Linked DNA regions of Mus musculus: region 1 is linked to region 2. The links are chromatin loops, found by intact Hi-C in ENCODE. Cell type or tissue: heart. All regions are shown on one strand.

Region 1 (8,000 bases), 52 kb after region 2:
TAGATACCGGGGACAGAGCTGTGTCCCAAACTCACCAGAATTCTGGGCCTGACTTGTATTTGGGATTACCAGGATGAGACAATACACAAGATTCATCAGAAATGCATGACGTGCTGGGGAGTGGATACAGGACAGGAGCCCTGGGGAGGGAAGGGGGCCTTCTCGGGAGAGGATAGGAAGGCCTGAGGTGTGTGTGTGTGGGGGGGGGGGGGGTAGGAGAGCATGCCTTGGAGCTCTGCTAGCCTTGAGCAGGGTAGTAAGGCAGGGGCTTCAGGCCTGGATACTTCTTGGTCTTCTTCAGGGGACAGTGAGTGTGGAGAAACAGATGGAGCGTTTCAAGGGCTTTGGCTCTCTATTGGAAAGCTTACTGGAGGTTTAGTAGGCACCAATTAGGAAGCGATAGGAGTCCAGGCTCGTGGGATGGCATGGGCCACGGGGGCAACAGCAGAGGTGGGAGAAACAGAAATTGGCACATGTTCTGAAGGTGGATTGGGCGGGCCTTGCTCTCTGATGAACTGAGAAGAGCTCACCTGGCATAAAAGTCTTAGTGCTTGCTGTAGGGGAAGAGCTAGAAGCAGATACTCATTGGAGAGGAGAAGGAGGCGGGACAGAGCACGGCTTGAGGAAGCTCTCAGGAGCTCCACATCGGACTGTTCAGTTAGAGATGCTCGTGGCCAGGCCAGGAGCTTACTAGGAGGGCTTAGCATCAAGAGACTGGACAAAGTCACTCTCACATAGGACAGACAGAGAGGGGAGGCCCAAGCAAGGAGAGGATACCATGGAAGGGTTGGGGACAGAAGAGAAGCAAGCGAGACCTCAGTGCCATCCTCCACGAGGTCCCCTTTCTGGTAGTATGCTCACTGCTATGGTGAAGGGAGGTTACCTTCCTCTGAGCACTATATAGAAAGCAGCAGGAGATATGGGTAAGAGTATAAAAACATGAGTCAGGGACCTCTGCCCCTCTTGCTAGTGAAAGGTGATTTTTTTTTCCTCCCCTCACCAGGACAGTTGACAGGAGTAGAGTGACAAAAGGCGACATCTAGCAAGGGCTCAGGGATACTGCTAGTCCCAGTGCTGGGCAGGAATCCTTATGGTGGCATTTCTGGGTCATAAACCCAAGGAAGGCAGCCTCCCTGTAGGGAGCCCCCATTGGCTTGCAGCACTGAGCAAGACTGTGAGATCCCTACCTACAGCCACCTCTCCATGTCCCTGACCCGGTCTCTTCCTGCTGTGACAGTACCCCACCCAGTAGCTGGAGTCTGAAAATCCCCCTCTTCTTGATTTTTAAGCATCGAGGAGGGCAGTGCTGACCTGCGGAAGCAGATGTCTCGGTTGGAAGAGGAGCTGGACCAGGAGAGGAAGAAGTATGCCATGCTGGAGATCAAGCTCCGGAACTCGGAGCGAGCCCGGGAGGATGCGGAGCGCAGGAACCAGCTGCTGCAGAGGGAGATGGAGGAGTTCTTCTCCACCCTGGGGAGCTTGACTACAGGGACCAAGGGGTCCAGAGCCCCGGAGTGAAAGGAGCAGAGGCACGCGTCTGTCTATGTCTGCTCACGTTTCCTGCAGGGCTGGCCACAGTGCAGAGGAAGCCAGAAGCTTCAAGTTTGGGCCAGGCCACCAGCAGGGCCATCTGCCTCCAAGTGCCAGAGAGAGGGAGCCTGACACCAGGATGGGGACTGTCAGTATCCCCAAGAGTCCAGGCAGGATCTGGATACTTTTCCAAACATACGGGTCCCAGCAGGGGTCAGAGGGGATGGTGCCCCAGGATCATGAGCATCCGCCTCTCATCCAGGAAGAGTCCTCAGTGGCCACCCAAAAGGATGGCACCTTGAGAGCCAGGCCACCAAGAACTTTATTAAAGTGCTCTGAAAGCATGGCGCCTGTCACCAGCCTCATTCTTCATGTCTGTGCCGAGGGGAGTTTACCAGGTGATAAGTTTCTTGGAAGGCTGATCATCCCCGGGTGTGGGTGGAGCTCCCCGAGGGTCTCAGCACTACTGTGGGGGGGAGCCACCTCAGAAGCTTCTTCAACTCTCCCATCTCAGAGCCTCTGTGGCTACTTCTTACCCTGCAGGGTCCTCTGCAACCTGCTTTCCTCTGCAGGGGCTCAGCTCTGCTCCAGAGGGCTGGGCTTACAGAAGGCCAGAGCTGATTGGTCCTCTAGAGCCTGCCCACTTTGCAGGTCTGGGAGGAGTCGTCCCGTACTTCCATGTCTACCGTAACTCCTTGAGACAGCTTCAGACCTTGAGTGACCCCTGCCCCACTCTCCAGGCTCCAGGCTCCAGGAAGCCCGGGCATATTCTGGTTGCTCTGATAAAATACCCGACAGAAACGTTTTAGGAAGGCCTTCAGCTGCTGCGGCATGAGAGCTAACCTAGCTGGAGCAATAGGAATCTGAGACAGCTGGTCTCACTGCATCCACTAGACTATGGATCTTCCTCTGGAAATGTCCTAGACAGACCCAGAGGTGTCTCAGTGTCTCTTCTATGGATGTAAACCCAGTCAAACTGACAGTGAAGATTGGCCATTATACAGGCCCAGCTGTAAGAGGCCTGGCCTCTCCTTTCCCCCTTAAACAGTGACCTATGGTCTCTGTCTGTCTGTGTGTGTATGTAGGGGTGGTGGTGGTTAAGAGGTCTTCAATGTATCCCAGTTACAGGTCACTATGCCTTAAAGGCATTAAGCCCCTAATGCCCACCTACCTGACTGACAACACCCAGGCAGCAGAATGGCCAGGGTTACAGTGCTATTAGCACTGGCTCCACCCCTCCACACACACCCCTGCCCCCATGAAACTCAAGGCCAGCTGCCCCTACCCTCACTCTCAGTGGTAAGGCCAACTGACACCTGACCTCTGACTGTTCTTTGGAAGAGGACTGGAGATTTCCACAACTAGGATTCCTCCCAAGGACCCTCCCAGCGTCAGAGGCCAGGGTCAGGGTGTCCCTGGGAGTCCCAAGAGGGCAGCAGAGATATCAGTGTATGTTATAGGGCACTGCTGCAGCCCGTTCCTTCCTCCCCCGTATTCAGAGAGGACAAGCTAAAGTGACTGATTTCTCAGAACCTCTCACAGGACAATTTAAAGATTACTCCTTATATCCTCTGTGACAGGGGAAACAGCCCTGAGCGGTTAGGTGGGGCCACCAATTTATTCATACAACCCTGTTTTGTTCCCTCAGCACAGGTGTAGAACTCTGCTGAGTTGATTTGAAGCAAAAAAAAAAAAAAAAAAAAAAAAAAAAAAAAAAAAGCCACCAGCTCATCAAAAGAGCTTCCAGGACCGAAGTCTCAGGAGGGCTTCACAGTAGGAAAAGTCTGGCCATGGTAAAGGCTAGCTGCCTGCCTGCCTGCCTGCCTGCCTCCTACAGGGAAGAGTTTGCTAGCCAACTCTGCCACCTGCTGGCAAACAGGGATGTAGGCATGTACAACTTTTCTTAAGGATGAATCTCCGGTCTCTTCTCCCACTGTGCAATGCACTCTCCTGCCTAGACATCTGACTTCTGATGAGAGGCACTGACCATGAGGCTCATCCACAGTGGGTGCTCTGCCGGGAACCTCTCAACCTTTCCTTCTCTTCCAAGCCTAAAGGTTCCAGCCATAATCATACTAGAATGAATGACCTCTCTTAAGTCAAACAATGAATTGTGACTATGAACAGATGGGGAATGAGACTTTAATTATAAAGAGGTATGAACTGGTGAAAATAATTTAAGATTCTGGCCACAGGCTACTTTGAGACATGTTTTAAAATTTGTTTTGGGGGGTTGGACAGATTGCTCACTGTTTAAGAGGTGAGGCCTTAGGGAAGGACTTTCTTGAGGAAGACATAAACTCTAGTCTAGCTTAGTAAGTTCCTTGGGGTTACTTCAGGAGGATGGGTAACAATGTCCGTGGTATCTGGAAAGGCCCACCTAGCATGGGCCAGGAGCTCCCTGCGAGTTGCTAGTTCTGCCAGTCTCCTTAAGCGTTTGCTACTTATATAAATGTGCGGTATGGCCTGAGACTCCGCCCTCGGCCTCCCCAGCCTCTTAAGGGTTAAGAGTCTTCTCACAAGGTGTGGGACACACACCTTTAATCCTCCCACGCATGAGGCAGAACCAGCAAGTCCTAGGCCAGCCAAGACTGAACACCAAACCCCTCCTTTCCAGGCCAATGTTTCAATAGAAAGGAAAAGTCTGTACAAGAGTTCCTGAGGTCCTTTGCCGTGTACCCTCGAAGGGGACTTGAAGACTCTGGTCCTTTCTCCTTTCTTTGCTTCATGGCCCATGGAGTTGGTTTTACCATGTCCCCTACTATGCTACCTTGTCACAGGCCTGAAGCATCCTAGTTAACCAATCATGGCTGAACCTTTTTCCTATAAGCCTAAATATTTTCTCTGTAATTATCTAGAGTATTTCACTATAGTGATGCAAAGCTGACCAAGGCAGATGGAAAGGACTGTAGTTGGTGATGGGCAGACCTGATGGGCTCAGATGGGGGGAGCAAGCAGGCAAGCTTTCATTCCACTGACATGAGCAGGCTTGAATTATACAAGTTCTGCATTTTTGGCCACTGCATAGAGTGGGCATAAGTGGATGCAGGTATAGTAGTCAAGGACACTGGATGCTGGAAGGCTGGCCGAAGGTTGACGGGGAGGAAACCAAGGGGAGAATGCTGGCACATCCATTTACATCCTTATGTGGATGGGTTTTAACATTTTATCAAGTCTTTGGGAATTTCAAATCATGTACCCCAATTCCACTCACTTCCCAGTCCTTCCATATCCATCCTTATAATCTCTCCAAAAGAAAATAAAAAATTTAAAGGTTAGAGAAGAAAAGCAAAACAACAAAAAATATGACCCTATCAAGCAGTTTTCTGTTACATGCACTATTTGCTCGTTTTTCCCATACTTCCCATATTCATTCATGGCATTGCAAGTTGTGTATCACACAGTGCATCCTTTTGCCCAAAGAGCTCTACTTGCTAATGTTCATTGCCATGAGCCATTAGTCTAGTTCAAAGCCTCTGGCTTCTGCTACACCAGCAATATTGAACCCTCACAGCCTCTTGGATATTCTGCTGAGTCGTGGAGTCCTGCAGCTTTGGTTCTGCAGGACTGGCTCCTTCACAGGCTCCAGCAGTTCATAGATAAAGTAGATGTTGGGGTGGGTGAATTCATAAGTGCTGGACCTGGATGGTAGCTGAGTAGGTCAGCCCAACAGCATCCCTCCTACTTCCCAGCAGGTCTATTTAAAGAGAGCAATTAACAGGGTCTGGTGGCATACTGCTGACATGAGAACGGTGGAGGTGGACCTTTGACAGACTGTATGGGTGTCAGCAAAGGCTAGAGGAATGGAGAAGCTGGCCTGAGGACAAGCAGGATGAATGCACTCTGCTGCCTCTGGGGTCCTGGGAAAGGAGGGAGGCACCTTAGCATTCTGTGAAGAGGAAGTACTTGACCACAGTACCTTCTCAAGCCCATCCAGAGCAGGGTCTACTGACTGGCAGCTGAGATGGCTGTGGTGGCATCTGACACCTGTCTTCAGACAATTGGGAATTTCATTTTGGAGTCAGATTTGAAAGATCATAGCCCAGTCTTGCCAATCCTCAAGTTGTAAATCACAACCCTGTCCTCACCCAAGGGGTGAGTTCTCAAGGCTGGCCCCAGTCCAGGTCAGTGGGGGCTACAAACTGCCCCCAGCCACCATCCCACTCCCCATTTAGTTTCTGGTGTCTCTTGGTCCAGTGCTGGAAACAAGGGGTAGGATCCATGTGATGTGATGTGGGGCTTGGGAATGCCTAGTCTTGGCTCTGCTGCACTGTGAGGGTGAGTGCTGAAGCTCTTTCCAGCACAGCCTAGGAAAGAGAAGTAGCATTTGCTGCATATCATATTCTTCTGAGTGTGTATTTACCTAAGTCCTGGCTGCTGTTTGAACATTAGAGTGTGACTGTAGCTAGCCGAACTGTTATGACTTCTACAGATTGAACCTCTAGCTGAGAGTTAAGAGACAACTATTTGCCAAAGGTGCCTTACATACTGCTCCACCTGTGTGGACAATGAGCCTTTACAGTGACCTATGCCTCCTTGTTTTATGAGAAAAGAGAGCCAGGGAGAGGGCAGGCCATTTACCAAGACTAGAGACCAGGTCCAATTTTGGGCATTTTACATTCCCATTATTGCAGTAATCTTATACTGTATGCAGTGACTTGTGCAACATGTTGAGAAATATAAACACTGCACGGTCAAAAGTCCTAGTCATGGGCTTAAACAACATTTGCATGCTAAGTGTCTACACCAGGTTCTCCCTTCCCAGGGTATTATGGGGCAGGGTATATGTGCTCTATCAACAGAGAACAGGCTGTCATCAACTAACACATGAACATGGTGCCTCCTTCATTACCTGTGCAGAAGTGAGAATGAAGTGAGCAAGCATGAGGGCAAAACAGACAGACTGATGGCTAGCATCTGTGACCCAAACACCCTACAGAGATGGGAGGTAGAGACAGGGCCTGAAGCCTCAAGTCAGCTAGCCTTGAGCATCCAGTACAGGTACAGAAACAGAGATTGTGTTTCAGCAAACAGGTGAGAACTAACCTCTGAACGCTGTCCTTTCATACCCCCCACACCCTCTTTCTTTTTTTTTTTAAAGATTTATTTATTATTATATCTAACTACACTGTACCCGTCTTCAGATGCACCAAGAGGGCATCAGATCTCATTATGGGTGGTTGTGAGCCATCTCGCCAGCCCCCTCCTTTTCTCTCTTCTCTTTTCTCTTCTCCTCTCCCCTTCTTTCTCTTTCTTTTCTTTTTCTTTCTTTCTTTCTTTCTTTCTTTCTTTCTTTCTTTCTTTCTTTCTTTCTTTTCTTCCTTCCTTCCTTTTCTCCTTTTTTTTCCCTAGGCCAAGAGGTCTATTGGTGAAGGGGGAGAGTGAAAGACATGAGAGAGAAACAGGGAACAGAAGAGAAAGAGGTCCCCTTTTTTTCTTTCTTTTTGGCTTTTTTTTTCTTTTTCTCCAGCCTTGACTGTTTTTTGTTTTGTTTTGTTTTTGTTTTTTTGTTTTAAGTTAGCAAGAATTATATAATCATATTATATGACTTCCTGGGGAGATATGGACACCCATTTATCCCAGATAGGGCACTCCCAGATCAAAGATTTAACCTCACCCAAGTCCAGATCTCAATGTTTTTAACTGAGGCAATTAATTAAGAGGCAGCTACCCCATGGATCAGTCCCAACCAACTGTTCTCCACCAGAGAATGTTAGTCACTCCCTTTCTTAGGGTCTTGGGTTACAGCTGCTGTGATTTAAAGATGGCAAAGGCTATGCCATTTCTGGAGGACAGATCTCTGTAAGAAGCAATAATCAGAGGCTTACAAAGGAGAACAATTGCCTCTGGGCAAGTGAGGGTGTGCATAGCACATTCAGGATAGAACAGAATTCAAGAGGGCCTGGTGGGAAAGACACAAGAAAGTAGCACAACACACTGCAATCCTTAATGAAAATGTAAAACAAAGAATTGGTCTTTGGAAGTTGATCATGAGGCACATCTCTCAAGGGATTCTTACCGACCAGGTGCAGTTTGGGACGGTGGGGTATGGAGAAGGCAGCTCAGGTTTAGCATAGTCATTCTGGAGCACACAAAATGCCTTCCTTTAGTGTCAGCATTTCTCTACCATGCAACTTCCATTTCTTTCCAGGTTACACTTATTTACATAAGCATACACACAAGCAGCACACAACTAGGAGGTCCCCATGCTTGGCAACGCAGAAGCACAGCACATTCCATGTGCCTACCTCGCCAAGATTTGGTTTTGCCAGGGAACCATGCACTTCGGCTTCTCCCTTTTGGTCCACTCTCATCTGCATGGCTCTTTCCACTTCTTGGCCAGTTTTCACAAGTACCTGTCCAGGGAACTTGGGCATTCTCATGCACGTTACTAGGAAGCTTTTCCTTTCCTTCTGTTCAAAGTGATTGGAAATGCTATGGGGCCACGATAAGCAGATGTCACAGGCCTC
Region 2 (8,000 bases):
TAGACTTGAGACCCAGGGGCCACCCAGTCAGCACACTGTCCTTCTTTGATGCTATCTATGCCTTTCTGAGCTGCTGTATCTGGGCCCCTGCACCACTTACCTGCTTTATACTATTGCTTCCCCAATTCTCCCTGCCCTGATCTCCCCTGGCTCGACTCCAGCACCAGGCTAAGCTGTGGGAGACACAGGTCACATTACACTCATACCTGGATACCCTGCTATGGCTCCCCACCCCAAGGCAGACTAAAGCTTCTTCAGGAAGAATCCTCTACCCACTTCAGGATCACTCCAGTATCCCCAGGGTCTATTCTCTTCGTCTATAGAGCTGTCTATCTTAGTTAGGGTTTCTTCCATGAAGAGACACCATGACCAAGACAACTCTTATAAATCACGACATTTAATTGGCACTGGCTCACAGGTTCAGTCTATTATCATCAAGGTGGGAACACGGCAGCACCTGGACAGGAATGATGCAGGAGGATCTGGGAGTTCTACATCTTGTTCCGAAGGCAAACAGGAGAAGACTGGCTTCCAGGCAGCTAGGACGAGGATCTTAAAGGCCATGCTCACAGTGACACACTCCATCTAACAAGGCCACACCTCCTAATAGTGCCACTCCCTGGGCCAAGCATATTCAAACCATCACACAGTCTTTGTCTGCTCTTGGCAGAATAAGATCTCTTATACCTTTAGCCCACATCCTGGTACTCCTGGAGCTCAGCTCATGGGCATATTTATCAGAGTTTGGCTACATTGGCCCACTGTTGGTACATGAAGAAAGGAGAAGGAGGGAAGGGTAATCATAGTGTACCCCCCACAATCCTAGCTGGGGTGCCTGTGCCCTGTGGCGTGTATGGGGGCCCCCTCCGCACCCCCAGCCCAGAGAGGATTGAGTCTAGAGCCCTACCAATTTAAATGGTCCTGATACTGGCTCATTTCCAGAGAGTTTAGGATCACACACAATTTGGGGTGCAAAGCTATGTTTAGGAAACTGTATTTTAAACCAAATTCTGTGCTTAGTATATAATATTTTTCCATTGTAGCCTAAGACCCTGGGCCAAATTTAGGAAATACCATCCACCCATCCATCTGTCCATCCGTCCATCTTTTTAACTAACCATTGACCAACATACATTCATCTGTTCACTTCCATTCACATCCCTTTAGCCATCCATCCACCTATTAATTCATCCATTTACCTCCCCACTTATTCTTCTAGCCAATAGTCAGGCTCTACCCACCCAACCTTCTATTCAATTATTTTTCCATCCATCCAGCCACCCTCTCACTCATCTATTCAATCAGCTATCCATTAATTCACCTATCTGCATGTCCATCTGCTTATCCGTTAATCTACCCCCACCTATCCACACACCTATCTGACCATTAACCCACTAATCCATCCATTACTCTTCCTCCACCAACCTTTTCACACATCCATTCATCCACCTGCTTGGCTGGTCACCTCTTTCTCAACTCCCTGACTATAAGCAAGTCTGCAAGTCTCTTCACCTTCTCAAATTTCAATTCTTTTTTCTTCTGTAAATGGAATACTATAGCAGGTGCCTAGTGGGGTTGTTTTATAGTTAACAAATATTAACATCTGTGAATTGCACATAGTAGGAAGTATCTACTGAATGCTATTTTCCTTTTCACTCAAGGATATCATACAACAGGAAAACTATAAAAACCACAATATATAACCAGGAATTAAAGGGTTTGAAACCAAAGGCAGAAATGATAGAAGCTCCTGACTTCCTATTTGTCTGCCCAACTGCCTAGGAGCTAGTATTTAAAACCACTTTGAAAAGTAGAGTGTCCCAAAATATATTTGAACGGTTCAACTGGGACGCCGACTCTCAGTTATAGGCTCATTCGAACGATGCGGCTTTGCCACTTCCTCTTAGAAAGATAAACAAGAGACCTCCAATGGCCACTATGATGTTTTCTTTTAAATCCTGCTTCCCAAATGTAGGACTTGGCTGTTGAACAACTCCCCCAGGGGCTTGCTCCCCCTCGGATGCTCTCCCTGAATGCTGGGAGCTCCAGCCTGGAATTCCTGGGGCCTCATTAAGCTGTCTGTGACGAAGTGATCTTGCCTAGTGCTAACTGTATAAGTGACTTGGCAGCAACAAGAAGTCAGGGCTGGCTGGCTTTTCTCTGGTGCTCTCTTTGTAAGCTCCTTCCAAGTTCTGAGTAAAAACATTCTTTCTGGATCTGCTGCGGACACCCTGAGACTCTCCCAAAGCCCCATCCAGGTTTTCTAGGGAGTCAAAGAGAGGGAGGCAGAGATCTGCCTGCTGCTGTTAATCTCCCTTTTGAATGAAGACTTGGGAAAACCTTTTCCTGGCTTGCCCCAGTCAGCAATCCTCCCTGTCTGCTTAGCTCTTCTGCCCACACTGGACAGCTTTGGTCTCCCAGCACACTGTACCACACAACCCTCCCTGAACAACTCTGTGCTGGGAGATGAAAGGAGAGGTCCCAGGCTAGCCTAAGGCCACAGCCCTGCATCAGAGCCAGGCAGTGGCAGATGCTAGTGGGGTCTGCAAGAAGAAACAACAACTGAGCACTCTTGGCAGGGGGTTGGGGGCTGGGCTTATGAGTCCATCCCCAACACCACACAAAAGTAAGCAGAAAACATAATGAACCTGTGCCAAGCAAACACATGAGAGAATATGATTAGTCTCACTTGCGTGTTACACAGCACATGAATACACCTTCCTGGTAGGAAACAAGCCTCTTAAAATCCACCCCTTTTTTCACCCCCCCCCCCCCATCCCAAAAAGAAGCAAGCCTGGATTTCCACCTCCCAAGTGTCTAGAACACCTGGTGGTGTTTTACCTGGGCACATCAAGCCCCTCTCAGTAGATCCACCCCAACTACCATGCTCCACTTTATCACCATGCATTAGAAAATTCCTTTACTGAGAAACATTTTGCTGGCTCTAGTGTTAAACAGTTGCCAGCAAGGCTGCAATGAATGGCCCCTATACATAGTTTCCCTAGCCATGTGGACAAGAATTCTTGTGGGGCACAAACTAGGGAATGGAGTTGCTGGGTCCCAGGGTATTAGTATTTTTAATAGGGAAAAATATATTTATTCTCTCTCTCTCTCTCTCTCCCTCTCCCTCTCCCTCTCCCTCTCCCTCTCCCTCTCCCTCTCTCTCTCTCTCTCTCTCTCTCTCTCTCTCTCTCTCTCTCTCTCTCTCTGTGTGTGTGTATTTGTGTGCAACTTTTACATTGAGCCAAGTGATCTTTCACAGGGAGAAACAGTCCCAGTAGGATCAACCATCTACCCAGTGCAAACTTTTTTTTTCTTGTGACACAGTTCAGGTGGGCTGAGAAAAAGAGCCAGGTGGCTTTAGACCACACCCCCTTTCCGTCTAGCAGAAGGCTGAGGTGACTGTTTAAAGGATGCTGGAGGGGGAGGAGCCATCCTTGTCGCGCAAGGACACTTCATCCTCTTGCGCCCAGCGATCTGGCTTCGGTGGTCGCGCCGCCCTTGGTGGGCTCTGAAGCGGACTAGGAAGAATGTAGTGATTGACTCAGCGCCCCCTGGCGGCCGCTGGGTGCGCTGGGCTCGGCGCCGGAGGAGAGTAACGGGCCGTGGGGAGGGCGCCGTCCCGGCCGAGCATAAAAGCGGCGCGCGGCGTGATCTGCGCGTTCGCGAGGACCAGGGAGGGAACGGAGTCCCGGTGCGCTCCACGAGCCCAGCGGGCTAGTGCGCGCCAGCCGCGCCGCTCCAGGGGTGTCGGCGGGGGCGGGGAGCGGAGGCGAGCGGCCCGGGAGCGGCGGTGCCATGGGGCTGTGTTGCTGCAAGGACTGGAGAGGACACCTGCGAGCGCCCAAAGGTAACTCCGGGCGCGCACGTGCGCCGCGCTGCAGCCGCAGGCACAACCCCCGCCCGGGTCCCCACGTCCTGCTGCTGCCCGCACCTGCCCGGCTTTGCCGCAGCTCCCGGGCTCTAACTCTCGCCGGGGCCTCCCCCTAACTCCGGGACGCGGGGAGAGAGCCAAGGGTACGCGCGGAACAGCGCAGAGTGGGGATCCGGGGCAGTCGGTGGGCATGAGCGGCAGGTCCATCAAGTCCACCGAGGCACAGGGCTGAGGGGTCCGAGGAGCACGGCAGTAGCAGACCGGTTCCCGACGGGGACAACCGGGCCAGCGCCTGCGACGCCTGTGCGGCTTTACCGCCCGGAGGGGGCGGGCCATTCATTCTCCTCATCCGCCTCTGTCACAGACTTGGACTAAGGGGGCCTGACTCAGACTTTTCCAAAGTCGCAGCGGAACCTGCGAGCGGAGCTGCTTCTGGAATGTAGCCGGCTTGGAGAGGGCCCAGAGCTGAACGCTCGGGACACCAGCGGCTGCCCGAGGTCCGGCCTCCCTAGGCTGTGGCCAGAGCCGTCTGACTTAACCCTTGCCGCGCCGAAAGGAGCCCTTCTGGTCAAGGGGCACATCCCTTTATTTCACTTCCCAAACTTGCCCAACCCTAACACCCTTCCTGCCTGTAGTAATCGCCTAAAGACCTGAGAACTGAAAGTTTCAGGAATGCCCTATGTGAACCTCTGAACTCATAAAGGAAGGGAGAAAGGAAGGCTTGGTTGTCGCTCTTAGAATAAGTCCTGTTCATCTGCAAAGTATAGGACCCGTCAAACAGTGTGAAGGACTCTTGCTCGGGTGATTCTTACTCCGCAGAAGTCCAGGTTTCTTCCAGGAAGGGCTTGGGGTGGCCCACAACATGACAGAACCGACTTGACCGCAGGAGTTTAGACAGGACCCGGGACCCAGACCTGCAGCCAGAACCAAATGGAAATGTCTAGATTGCGCTGTTACGGCTGTCCCACTGCAACCGTTTTCCTTAGCATTTGATTTTAAAAAGAAAAATGAAAGAATGTGGCTTGTGGGGCTTCATGCTTGGGGGCCCGGGCAGAGAGCCAACTTAGCCAGGGCAACAATGGGATTCCAGGGGAGGGGCTTGCAGCTTGCTTTCTGCGGGCAGGTCAGAGTCCAAAGGCAAGGATTTTGTGGGGGCGGGGCCTAGGTAGGTCTCTTTGGTCTTTTCTGACCCCTTCTCAGTAAACAAGGCTTGTGTGAGTCTCAGGGGCAAGGGTAGATCTGCAAAGACTTGCTTAGGGCAAGTCATGTGTTCAGTGAGCACCCTAGAAGGAGCCCTGGGGGCACCTCCTGCTTGTAAGGCTTATCTAGAACAATAGAGCCCCCACCCCCCCATCCTTGGCTATGCCCACCCCAGTGAGGAGCAGCCTGGCCTGGCAGTGTCATCCTACTGGTCTCCACCACCAGGGATGAGCCGGAGCTGGAAGCAGGAACCCAGTGAGAATGCTTTCACAAAGGTCCTTCTGCCCCTGGAAATAAATGGGGCTGGTTGCGTTTAGTGTTATGGGATGCCAGGGTGGGCAGCCAGGAAGTGCCCAGCAGGAGGAGGAAATCCATGCAGCTAGAGAGAGTCCATGGCTCCAGAAAGGCTTCTACTTTTCTTCCTCCACCTCCTCCTCTTCCTCCACCTCCTCCTCTTCCTCCTCCTCTCCTCCTCTTCCCCTTCCTCCTCTTCTTCCTCCTCCTCCTCCTCTTCCTCTTCCTCCTCCCCCCCTCCCCCTCCTTTTCTTGAGACAGAACCTCACTATGTAGCTCTGACTGCCTTGGAACTTGCACTGTGGACCAGGCTGCCCTCTGACTCACAGAGATGCGCCTGCTTCTGCCTCCCAAGTGCTGGGATTAAAGGCGGGAGCCACCATGGCCTGCAGGACTCGGCTTCTTAATGTAAAAAAAAATCTCCAAATGTTTTTACAAACTCTTGACTCGTTTAACACATGTGAATGCGTGTGGCCCATCTGGTGAAGGGCTGAGCAGCTCACTGTTTGAAGTGAGTTCTGCAGTCAGTGAGAGAAGTGGACTGTTACACGGTGAAGTAACCTGAGACATCGTCGTTTAGCAAGGTTTTCAAGGTTTCTTCTGCAAGGCCATCTCAGGGCCTTTGACACCTTTGTGTAGCTGTATGTTGGGTGGACCGTGGGTCTAGCTTCTAGGCTTGTCTCCAGGGAAACTGCTTTACACAGAGCTTCATGGGGCACATGCCGCTGGATACTCTTTAAGAATTTCTGCTTTAGATATTAAGCTCGGTTGTCATAGCAGTAACTCAGCAAGTTGTTTTCTAAGGCTGTGTGTGTGTGTGTGTGTGTGTGTGTGTATGCGCGCACATGAGAGCACTAGTCACCTGAGAAGATTAGGACTCTCAAATCAAAATATATGGGTATTTGCTTTTTAGAAAAGTTTTTGTTTTTTTTGTTTTTTGGTTTTTGGTTTTTTTTTTTTTTTTTTAAAGAAAATGAAGAAGCCAAGCATGAGGCTCAAACCTGCAGTCTCAGAATTCGGTAAGCGGAAGCAGGAAACTTGAATACTGTAGATTCAATCCCAGGCAGGTCTACACAGCAAGACTCTTGTCTTAGAACGAATACACACACACACACACATCCTTTTACTCAGAAAAGTCCTTTAGTTACTGATATTCCATTGGACTAACAGCTAAGGCAACTGCCGTTCTCAGTGATTTCATTCTTGGGTGTTCCTGAACCTAAATTTTTTGCAACGGAGCATTTTAGCAGATTGTCCATGTGTGAAAGTGTGTTGGAAGAAGTAGAAAAATTCCAGTAATCTGAATGGAATCTGGCAGAGAGAGCCTCAAAACTCCCCCTAGTGTCCGAGTCTGGTTTAGCAGCAGCATCCTGTGCCTTTACAACCCGGCGCTGGAGTTTGTCCAGAGGCCTTTGGCTGCTTGAACTCAGTGCACAGTGGGTGTGGGGCATTGCTGCAGGCCTTCTAGGGTGATGGTGGTAGTAGCTGAATGACTGGGTGCTGCAGAAGTTAGGGCCCGGCCCCAGGTGTTCCCAGAGAAGTGAGAGTTCCTGCTGCAGGGTGGGGTCTGCAGATGTCACATGTCCCTGTGCAGAGGGCGGAGCTACTTGCGGTGAACTCTGAGGTGCCTGTGAGATTTCATCCTTTCTGGGAGTGTTTCTAGATACATCTGTGTGTAGGGCTATGTATGGGGCATGTTTATCCAGTTCTTCCTTGTTGCATACTTGCTCAGGACTGAGGGATAGAAGGAGCCTTGAGCCTGGCATCGTCCATGTTGGATCTAGGCTGGATAGTTACAAGAGAGCAGAGTGTGGGGCTGTGAGATCGGCCGCTGCTGGCCTTGCTGCTGCTATCTCCTGTTCCTTCTGGGCCTTTTGGCTTCTCACTCTTCCTCAGGTCAGAAGCCCTCCCTGCTTGCAGACACCCTCACCCCCTTCGTCCTGTGGCTCCTTCTGCCATTATAAATCTACCTGAGTGCCTTATCAGAAAGTGCAGTTAGCCCAGTACTACCACAGGTCTTGTGCCCACTTTGTGCTCTTTGGGATCTACCCTTCATTCCGTTTCCCACCCTAGCACCTTGCCTGGCTCTGGCTGCCTCTTTCCCTCCATTTGTCCCCCACATCCTTGGTAGCCTCGACTGGAGCATCTGATGACCCCTAGGCCCCTTCTGTCCCACCTTACTGCTGGTGGCTGCACCTGTCCAGCTTTTCATCCTTGTCTGTGCGACTTGGCCCTCGTGCCCTGATGCACTCTGTTTGCTTTGGCCTCCCCTATTTTCTGAGTTCTGTCTCTCTAGGTCTCTGAGGACTGGGCGGTTGTAGACACGTGGCCACCCTCTCCTCTGCCGCATTCGTCACCACCAGCAGGTGCAGAGCCCCTGTCCAGATCTCAGCAGGAGCCCTTCACACCCACCAGTCCCACTGCAGAGTTGCTGGCTCTCTCTTCTTCGTTTCCTGTAGTGGAAGGGTGGGTGCTCTGAGATCTGGTACCCTGGACACCTACTTTCTTGTCACCTGCACTGGCTTCTAGGTTGGTCACCCCACACCTGTTCTAGTCTGCTGCCCAAACACTGACCCTCAGTAGACTTAGTCACACGTGTCCCTCCTTAGACCTCCCTCAGAGTCTCTGTCTA

Evidence for each region. Peaks named below come from ENCODE experiments on the same cell type or tissue, not always from the same donor. Only the 100,000 strongest peaks of a DNase experiment are listed, where the experiment ranks them.
Region 1: a loop joins it to region 2, with 5 times the contacts of the local background. A loop is called at or near these places in 18 of 42 quality-filtered maps.

What each region holds. Positions count from the first base shown.
Region 1 is chr14:33,368,061-33,376,060 of GRCm38, forward strand. It overlaps Arhgap22 (Rho GTPase activating protein 22), which reads left to right. Exons shown (of 11, transcript NM_153800.4): 11 at 1,290-1,876. The coding sequence ends at 1,518. Among named protein-coding and RNA genes, the nearest start is that of Mapk8, 75 kb to the right of the region's middle. In heart, a CTCF peak has its summit at 3,408 (motif pointing left); DNase peaks (open chromatin) are centred at 2,177 and 3,381; H3K4me3 peaks cover 579 bases.
Region 2 is chr14:33,316,083-33,324,082 of GRCm38, forward strand. The region is part of intron 4 of Arhgap22 (Rho GTPase activating protein 22); the gene reads left to right. Among named protein-coding and RNA genes, the nearest start is that of Gm41130, 88 kb to the left of the region's middle. In heart, CTCF peaks have their summits at 3,555 (motif pointing left) and 6,712 (motif pointing left); DNase peaks (open chromatin) are centred at 3,669, 4,139 and 6,819; H3K4me3 peaks cover 2,035 bases; H3K27ac peaks cover 1,975 bases; H3K27me3 peaks cover 4,636 bases.